Regions from separate parts of the Homo sapiens genome. Here regions 1 and 2 are each linked to region 3. Evidence: chromatin contacts called from ENCODE Hi-C or POLR2A ChIA-PET data. All regions are on one chromosome and are shown on one strand. Each heading gives the region's core, a stretch centred on a gene start or an enhancer-like site at or near the end of the contact. The rest is flanking DNA. Distances are from core to core; before and after follow the strand shown. Region 1 holds the start of CRK (CRK proto-oncogene, adaptor protein). Region 2 holds the start of TXNDC17 (thioredoxin domain containing 17). Region 3 holds the start of UBE2G1 (ubiquitin conjugating enzyme E2 G1).

What was found. Hi-C counts contacts between places; a loop is a spot of excess contacts on that map. ChIA-PET counts read pairs that join two places held with the same protein, here RNA polymerase II (POLR2A). Pooled maps may share reads with other maps.
Region 1: a map of CD8-positive, alpha-beta T cell shows a loop between it and region 3 (8-fold over the local background). The contact joins the promoter of CRK here to the promoter of UBE2G1 in region 3. A Hi-C loop is called at or near these places in 3 of 168 maps with a recorded cell type or tissue (CD4-positive, alpha-beta memory T cell, CD8-positive, alpha-beta T cell and naive thymus-derived CD4-positive, alpha-beta T cell), 1 of 37 single-sample maps with no recorded cell type and 5 of 50 pooled maps.
Region 2: a pooled map shows a loop between it and region 3 (7-fold over the local background). The contact joins the promoter of TXNDC17 here to the promoter of UBE2G1 in region 3. A Hi-C loop is called at or near these places in 1 of 168 maps with a recorded cell type or tissue (naive thymus-derived CD4-positive, alpha-beta T cell) and 6 of 50 pooled maps. POLR2A ChIA-PET finds 5 or more read pairs at or near these places in 2 of 52 experiments (T-cell and naive thymus-derived CD8-positive, alpha-beta T cell).

The regions. Positions count from the first base shown.
Region 1 is chr17:1,454,876-1,457,575 of GRCh38, reverse strand. CRK (CRK proto-oncogene, adaptor protein) reads left to right here and starts at 1,344. Exons shown (of 3, transcript NM_016823.4): 1 at 1,344-1,699. The coding sequence starts at 1,459. RefSeq lists silencers at 1,036-1,535, 1,626-1,685, 1,796-1,925 and an enhancer at 1,190-2,175.
Region 2 is chr17:6,639,641-6,642,351 of GRCh38, reverse strand. It overlaps TXNDC17 (thioredoxin domain containing 17), which reads right to left and starts at 1,292. Exons shown (of 4, transcript NM_032731.4): 1 at 1,125-1,292; 2 at 518-599; 3 at 28-103. The coding sequence starts at 1,269. KIAA0753 reads left to right here and starts at 1,641. Exons shown (of 19, transcript NM_014804.3): 1 at 1,641-1,715. LOC122526780 reads left to right here and starts at 2,036. Exons shown (of 1, transcript NM_001396008.1): 1 at 2,036-2,711. The coding sequence starts at 2,036. RefSeq lists enhancers at 573-632, 833-1,102, 1,233-2,114.
Region 3 is chr17:4,365,346-4,368,045 of GRCh38, reverse strand. UBE2G1 (ubiquitin conjugating enzyme E2 G1) reads left to right here and starts at 1,371. Exons shown (of 6, transcript NM_003342.5): 1 at 1,371-1,775. The coding sequence starts at 1,730. RefSeq lists enhancers at 1,238-1,532, 1,352-2,038 and silencers at 1,201-1,900, 1,951-2,700.

The DNA of each region.
Region 1 (2,700 bases), core at 95-2,594, 2.9 Mb after region 3:
TCCTTCCCCGCCGAGTGCGGTGGCTCACGCCTGTAATCCCAGCACTTTGGGAGGCCGAGGTGGGCGGATCTCAAGGTCAGGAGATCGAGACCAGCCTGGCTAACACGGTGAAACCCCATCTCTACTAAAAATACAAAAAGTTAGCCGGGCGTGGTGGCGGGTGCCTGCAGTCCCAGCAACTCGGGAGGCTGAGGCAGGAGAATGGCGTGAACCCGGGAGGCGGAGCTTGCAGTGAGCCGAGATCACGCCCAGGCACTCCAGCCTGGGCGACAGAGCGAGACTCCATCTCAAAAAAAAAAAAAAAAAAAAAAGAAAGAATGTCCTTCCCCATTTGTCATTCAGCAGTCAACACATGCTGCCTCCTCTGGGAAGCCCTCCTGGATTACTCCATAGACTGGCTGTGGGGGCTCTGCTCTGTGTTCATGTCCGTTTCCCATGATAGCGTTTGTCAGCATTTGTCATCCTTTTGTCATCCAGTTTCCTGGTTCCTCTCACTGGTCTGTGAGTTCGAGGAGTGCAGGGCCCAGCCATGATAACCTTTGCACCCGCAGTGCAAGTGGAGTGTCAACAACAATGTCCTAGGTGAATCAATGAAAATGAGAACGTCAGCTGGTCTGTGGAGAAGCTAGAGGAACGAGCAGAAACGGACCGACGTGGCCGGGCGCGATGTTTCTCGCCTGTAATCCCAGCACTTTGGGAGGCCGAGGCGGGCGGATCACCTGAGGTCAGGAGATTGAGACCATCCTGGCCGACATGGTGAAACCCCCGTCTCTACTAAAAATACAAAAAACAGCCGGGCGCGGTGGCTCACGCCTGTAGTCTCAGCTACTCGGGAGGCTGACGCAGGAGAATCGCTTGAACCCGGGAGCAGTGAGCCGAGATCGCGCCATTGCACTCCAGCGTGGGCGACAGAACAAGACTCCGTCTCAAAAAGAAAAAGAAAAAAGAAACAGACTGATATCGCAGGAAGCCTGGCCGAGAACTCAGGCCCCAGGGCCACACGCATCTTTTCTCCTCCAATTCTGTCTGGGAGTCGCTGCCTAGAAGTCCCAGGTCGTCCAGGAACCGGGGCCCAGACGAGAAGCACCGCTCTGTCCGCAGCGCAGGCGCGCGTCTCTGCGGGAGGCTGCGAGGCCCCGCCCCTCGGGCCCTAGACCCCGCCTCCCATCCCCCGCAGCCCGGGCCCGGGAAGGGCGGCACCGCCCATGAATCCGCATGCGCAGTGCGCGCGCGAGGGCGCCTTGCCCTTCTCCCAATGGCGGGCCGCGGGCCCCTTCCCGGCAGCCTCCCTCGGGCAGGGAGCGCGTCATTTCCGGAGGGGGAGGCCCGCGGCTGCCGCCGCCATTTCGGGCGCTGCTGTGAAGCTGAAACCGGAGCCGGTCCGCTGGGCGGCGGGCGCCGGGGGCCGGAGGGGCGCGCGCGGCGGCGGCACCCCAGCGTTTAGGCGCGGAGGCAGCCATGGCGGGCAACTTCGACTCGGAGGAGCGGAGTAGCTGGTACTGGGGGAGGTTGAGTCGGCAGGAGGCGGTGGCGCTGCTGCAGGGCCAGCGGCACGGGGTGTTCCTGGTGCGGGACTCGAGCACCAGCCCCGGGGACTATGTGCTCAGCGTCTCAGAGAACTCGCGCGTCTCCCACTACATCATCAACAGCAGCGGCCCGCGCCCGCCGGTGCCACCGTCGCCCGCCCAGCCTCCGCCCGGTGAGGGACTGACGGGACGGCGGGCCCTGGGCGGGGTGAGGGCCGCGGAACTCCCAGCCTGGCTGGCTGGTCCTCGAGAGCGGACCCTCGGGGGTCGTGGGCAGAGGGCTGGGTGACCGTGGCAGGGGCCCGCCGGCTGCTCGGGCTCGCTCTCACCCGGGGAGCAGGAGTGTGGGGGAGGAGGAGCCGCGGACCGAGGCCCCGGGGTGTGCCTGGGGAGGGCAGCCGCGGGGAAGGGGAACTGCTTCGGCCCCAGGGTGGGGCTGGCTCCCGGGCCAGGCGCAAGGGTAGGGCAGGGCAAGGCAACGTGGGGACAAAGAGCTGAGGGAGATGTTGGCACTGCGGGGGCATCACTTGGCAGCGGCGCCCAGAATGAATCCGATAATCCTACAAGTGGCTTTTAGGCTGGAAACGTTTCCTGCCGTGTTGGAGAGCCGGGTTTGGCCGTGCTCCCCTGGTGGCCTTTGGTAGGAAGTCACCACATACTGGCCGGGAGGGATGGAGACACCCTCAGGAAACCGGTCAATTTTTTCCTTTCTTGGGCATTTTTCCAAAATCTTTGTACCGTTCTCTTCCCCCGTGGAGGACGAAGGTGGTGAACTAAGTGCTAGAAGAAATAGTGGTAGCAGAAAGCCTTCAGTGACCAGCCCAACCCAGTTTAAGGCGATGCCTGGCTATGTGCAAGAGATCTAAGCGTCCAGAAGACTGTCCGCCGTTAGAGAGTTCTGGTTTTCAAAGTGTTTAGTGGAGGAAAGACATTTTATTCCACAAAATAAACCAGAAGTGAGGCAATGGAAACAGACCCTTCCCTGTAAGTGACTGGAACTTCATTTTCCTTGGACTTAAACATTGTCGGTGTGTACTTCAGGGCGTCACCTTGCTCAGTAAGATGGGGCTGCGGGCTGAGTCTTCCTGGATATTGGGAACAGACTCTACGCCAAGAACATAAATTACCTGCGCTGGGTTTTCCTTGCCAGGGAGGGATCCCTGAGATTGACTGT
Region 2 (2,711 bases), core at 43-2,542, 2.3 Mb before region 3:
AGGCCCAGCATATTTAAAGATACTTACTGTTCCATACTTAAGTAGTGTAGGCACTGCTGTTACTTTCAAGTTTTTTCTGAAGTCATTATTTGGATCTTTCCAACTATTCGAAAAGAAAAAGTGATCATGAAAAAAATTTACTTGGTTTATTACAGTTTGCTTAATATTTGACATAGTCCTACATTTAATTTTTTAGTAATCACTGTTCTTGCAAACACTTAAAAAACCTTGCGGACTATGGCTTAATCTACTAATTACCCTGTGCAAAGTTTCAAAGTGTGACTAAGATATAAAAGTAAAGCCAGCTAAGTTCTGGGCTTACACCAGACCAAATTCGTTGAATTACCCTTACTTAATTCAGGTGGGCATTTTAAATTTGTATTTAATAGCTTCTAATTGTTTAACTTGTCAGACATTACCTTGTAAGACAAACTGGGTAAGTAAGTCCCTGAGGCCCTTCCCGCCTAAGTATGCAATTTGTGCACGTCTGCGAGGTAGATTATACATTGCCACTTACTAAGGCTTTTCTCCTACTTGGCAGTAGATGAACACACATCCTTCACTAATGTGCTTCAGCCCCTCTCGTACGACTGGTTCAGCTTTAAAAAAAGTTGAGATAAAATAATCGCACGTCAACTCTACAATCAGGCACGTATAAACTGTGTTCTTTCCCCCTTCCCCCAGTCTTGGTAAGCACTCAGACTTTAACCTGCAGCTAACTGAAGAGGTCAACACAAGTCAGGTGTTCCCTTCTGGTCTTAGAGCCACGTTAAGGGTAAGGACCAAATCCCAGTCCCGATTTGCCCCTGCACCACCGCGCCCGTAACAATGGAAAGCACATGTATTTGCTGACCAACTCACGTATCCTGTAAGACACTAATGGTACTGGGGGAGTGAGAAGTTTTAAGGAACTAGATTCCAAGATCATCCGGGTAAGGTGGTAAAAGGAAGAGCGCTCTTGGCAGGGCGGGGTAGGATTTAATAGAAGGAGACTTGGGGACAGCTCAGATTGCTCCGCGGATGTCTGGAACCAAGACTCTGCCTCCGCTAAGCCCCCCTTCTGGCCGTAGGCTCGACCTTCCTGCCATTTCCATTGGACAGCAGCCCCCGAATCCCGGCCTCACCCTGCACGCAGTCGGGGCACCAGCTTTTCCCCCCGGCGTCCTTAGAACCCGTAAAGTAGGCGAAAATGGTCTTGCCATTGTGCTGTTCCACGGCCCGGTGGAACTCCTCGAAGCCGGACACGCTCACCTCCTCATAGCGGGCCATTGGCACGACGTGCAGCCGCTACTGGAGGAGTGCACGTCCGGTCGCCGCGGTTGGGTCCCGCGTAGGCGGGGCGAGGCTGTTTCCGGGTGGGCAAGAGAGGGCGGAGCCTGCGGAAGCCAGCGCCGCTAAAGACTACGGGAGCCTCTGACGACCACAATCCATCCGCATGGCTTTTTGCTCTAGTTCCTCAGATCTTTCTGCGCTAGCTGCACTCCCAAGCCCAGGCTTAGATCTACCCTAATCTAGTCCCAGCCCCGACCTCATGGACACTGGCTGCAAAACTTACCGCCTTGCAACACCTGGATCCTTAAATAGTTCAGGGCCTCAAAGGCTCCCAAGCCGCCCTGCGCCTGTTGCTATGGCGACTGGGCAGGCGGCCGGAAGCGCGGCCTTGTTGGGGGCCCCCGTTGCCCGCCTCCCAGTAGCCGCGCCTCACCCTAGGCCAGGTGGGCTCGGGCCGGGGCTGGGGGGGATTCTGGGAAGCCGCATAGAGTCATGGACTTGGGGGAGAGGAGATCTGACTCGGAAAGCCTTTGTTGCTTTGTCCCCCCAGTTACCTTTTCTGCCGTCTAGGCTTTACGGGGGCCTGGGACTGGGGGCGGGTTCCCGAGACTGGGCGGGGGTGGGATGGGTGAGGGGCTCGGAGGGAGAAAGGCTGCAAGGCCGGAGCGGAGTGTGTGAGTGCGTGTGTGGAGCAGCTTAGGGAGCGAGGTGCTAAGACATCCCCCAGGGCCGCGGTAGGGAGGAAGGGAACTGCCCTGGAGCTATGAGCCGGGAGACTCGCCGTGGGGCCTTGCCCAGGCTGCGCCGGGGAGAGCAGGCGGCTAAGATGCCGGGTCGCTGCGTGGGGCCCAGCAGGTCGGGGCGGGGGGTTCGGCGGCCGTGGGGGAAGAGACGGGGCGCAGGGACGTCCCGAGGCCGTGGAGCAAGGCGCCGGGCGAAGCCCTCGGAGTGGGAGACGCGCTGTGTGAGTGCAGAAAGGCCACAGGGCCGTCAGCGGCCATGGGGGACGAGACAAGCGGCGGAGACAGCCGACGCCGCCGGGGCGAATGAGGCTTTGGGAGCTCCTGGGACCCCAGGCTCCATCGAGGCTGCAAGGGACCCTGGGGCTGTGTGGGTGAACGGGGCTGTGGGGGAGCCCGAGGTGGTGGGGCTTGCCGGGGCTGTGTGGGTGACCGGGTCTGGGGAGGAGGAGACCGAAGATAGAAGTCCCCGGGGCTGCGAGAGAAAAGGTCGCCCGGGATCTCTGGGCCATGAGAGCATTCTGCACCTGTGGCTGAAGGTGCAGGCTATGAGGGCCGCCTCGGGATGTGGGGAAGGAAGTAGAGTCGAGCTCCATCCCGTGCCTGCAGGAGAGGGACCTGTCGAAAGGGGTGTTCCTGGCCGAGCTTCCTGGGTAGAGACAAGCCGCGGCGGTCTTACAGGGCCCTGGGTGAAGGAAC
Region 3 (2,700 bases), core at 122-2,621:
ATACGAAAGAAAATTAGCCTGGCCTGGAGGCGTGCGCCTGTAGTCCCAGCTACTCAGGAGTCTGAGGCAGGAGAATTGCTTTAACTCGGGAACCTGAGAGGCAGAGGTTGCAGTGGGCCAAGATCACGCCACTGCACTCCAGCCTGGGCGACAGAACAAGGCTGTCTCAAAAAATAAATAAATAAATAAATAAAATAAAAAAGAAAGAAACTAGGAATAGAAGTAAATTTCCTTGATTTGGTAAAGTGAAATATCAAAATGGTCCCTTTGGTCTATTTGATAGGGGGCAGTGGTTCACACTTGTAATGCTAACACTTTGGGAGGCCGAGTTGGAAGGACTGCTTGAACCCAGGAGTTTGAGACCAGCCTGGGCAACACAGAGAGACCTCTGGCCCCCCCCTCCTTTTTTTTTTTTTTTGTGAGACGGAGTCTCTCTCTGTCGGCCATGCTGGAGTGCAGTGGCACCATCTCGGCTCACTGCAATCTCTGCCTCCTAGGTTCAAGCAATTCTCCTTTCTCAGCCTCCCTGGTAGCTGGGAGTACAGGCGCCTGCCACCAGGCTGGGCTAATTTTTGTATTTTTAGTAGAGACCAGGTTTCACCATGTTGGCCAGGATGGTCTCGAACTCGTGACCTCAGGTGATCTGCCCACCTCGGCCTCTCAAAGTGCTGGGATTACAAGCATGAGCCACCGCGCCCCGTCAAACCCCCCGATCTCTATAAAGCAAATAAAAAAATAGCAGGGCATGGTGGTGTGTACCTGTAATCCCAGATACTAAGGAGACTCAGATGGGAGGATCCCTTAAGCCCAGGAGTTCCAAGCTGCAGTGAGCTATGATCACTGCACTCCAGCCTGGGCGACAGAGAGAATTGCCGTCCATAAATGATAATAATAACAGGGCCGGTCTCGGTGGCTCAATAATAATAGGGCCGGACGCGGTGGCTTTTTTTGTGCACTCTTCATGTAAAGTGAGTTATCATCATATATTGCCTCTATTTTGATGTTTGGTTAAAATGGGGCACACCAGTACTAACTTCGGCTTTCTAACAATTCCTACTTCGCACACCATGTGGCAGTGTTAGATGGCTTTTGGGCGCTCGCCAAGGACTAGACATCTACCACTTCTTCTGGCCTCTTCGCTCCTATATCCACTGCTTCAATCCAGAGGCTGTATTTGACCCTCTGCGACCTCTTTGTCATGGCGTCCGCGGGGCGTCTACCAGCGGAGGCTTGGGCTGGCAGCCGGGCGTCGACCTTCCCAAAATGGCGGCGGACGGGACAACTGCGCTCAAGGGGCGGGGTTCCGCCGCCGGGGGCGGGGCGGGAGGCCGAGGGGTCGGGCTAGCGGGCGGGACGCTTCCCAAGTCGGCAGTCTCAGCGCGCCTGCGCCGAGCGGCCCTGCGCGCAGTGAGGCAGTGGCGGGGGAAGGCACCGGTGGGGCCGACGGGCGGGTTGAAGGAGGGAAGCGGGCGAGCGAAGTCCCAGTGCGCGCCGCGGCAGCCCGGGCACCCTCCCCTTCCGGGCGTGAGTCGCTGTGAAAAGAGCTGAAGCGAGCGGACTCGCACCGGCAGCGAGGCGCCGCTCCCGCCGCCTCAGCCCGGCCTTCCTCGGCTCCGGCGCTCCGGTCGCGGGGCCCGGGTTCCTCGGCACACCCCGCTCCAGCCGCCCCCAGAGCCTGTCCCCAGCCCTTCGGAAGCCCCGGCGCCAGCCCGGGCCCTCGGCAGGGAGGATGACGGAGCTGCAGTCGGCACTGCTACTGCGAAGACAGCTGGCAGGTGAGCAGGCGGGCGGCGGGGCGCCGGGCCCGGCCGCGATCGCGGACAGCCGCAGCCCAGTCCCTCTTCTCCTCCCGGGCCAGCGGCCGTACTGCCGAAGGGGCCCGGGCCTGCGAGGGTGGGGACCTCGAGGCTCCGGTCCCGGCCGGGCCCAGCCGTTCTCGCCCGGCTCTTGGAGGGCACTGGGGGCGGGGACGCGACCCAGCTCCGGCCCAGGGACTGGGCCTGGCGCCCGGGGGGTCGGAGAGGAGGAGGTCCCCTCCCCCACCGTTCTGTAGGACGTTGCGGGGGAGGGGCTGTGTGCGGGTCCCCAGGCCGGGGCCGCCAGCTTGGAGGGGCGGGTCCCGGGTTCAGGTGCTGCCGGGGCCGCCGGACCTTCGGGGCCGGCTGGAGCGTCCGGACCCAGTGCGGCTGCGAGTCCCCGGCTCGGTGTCTGAGGGCGGGCGGAAGGGACCGGCCCTGGCGGGATAGGTGAGGCGCACAAAACTTCTCCCCGGGCGGCGCTGGGTCCGCGGAGTTGGGGCCGACAACAAAAGCGCTGGCCTCGGCGGCCTCCACGCGGGCGCGAGGGTGCCGGAGACCCTGGCGGAGTGCGGATCGCCGCCTCGCCTGCCTCCGCCTGGCACGGGCTCCGGCTGCGCCGCCCGGCTGGGGGAGGGTAGGAGCGGGCCGCGGGGAGAGCCGCTCGCTGGCCGGCTCCGGGCTTTGTGCTCGCCGCGATTCCGGCTGCTGCGCAGGCCTGCAAACCCCGGAGCTGCGCCCGCAGGCTCTGGCCCGGGGCGGCGGCCGGGTCGGCCTCCCCGAGGAGCCTGCGGCCCCCCTCCCCCATTGTCCCGGCCTCCGGCCGTTTGCGGCTTCCAGGTTGACTTTTTAGGGGGTTGGCTCCTACTCTGCTAGGACTGTGTGCGCGGAGCATGCGCAGTGG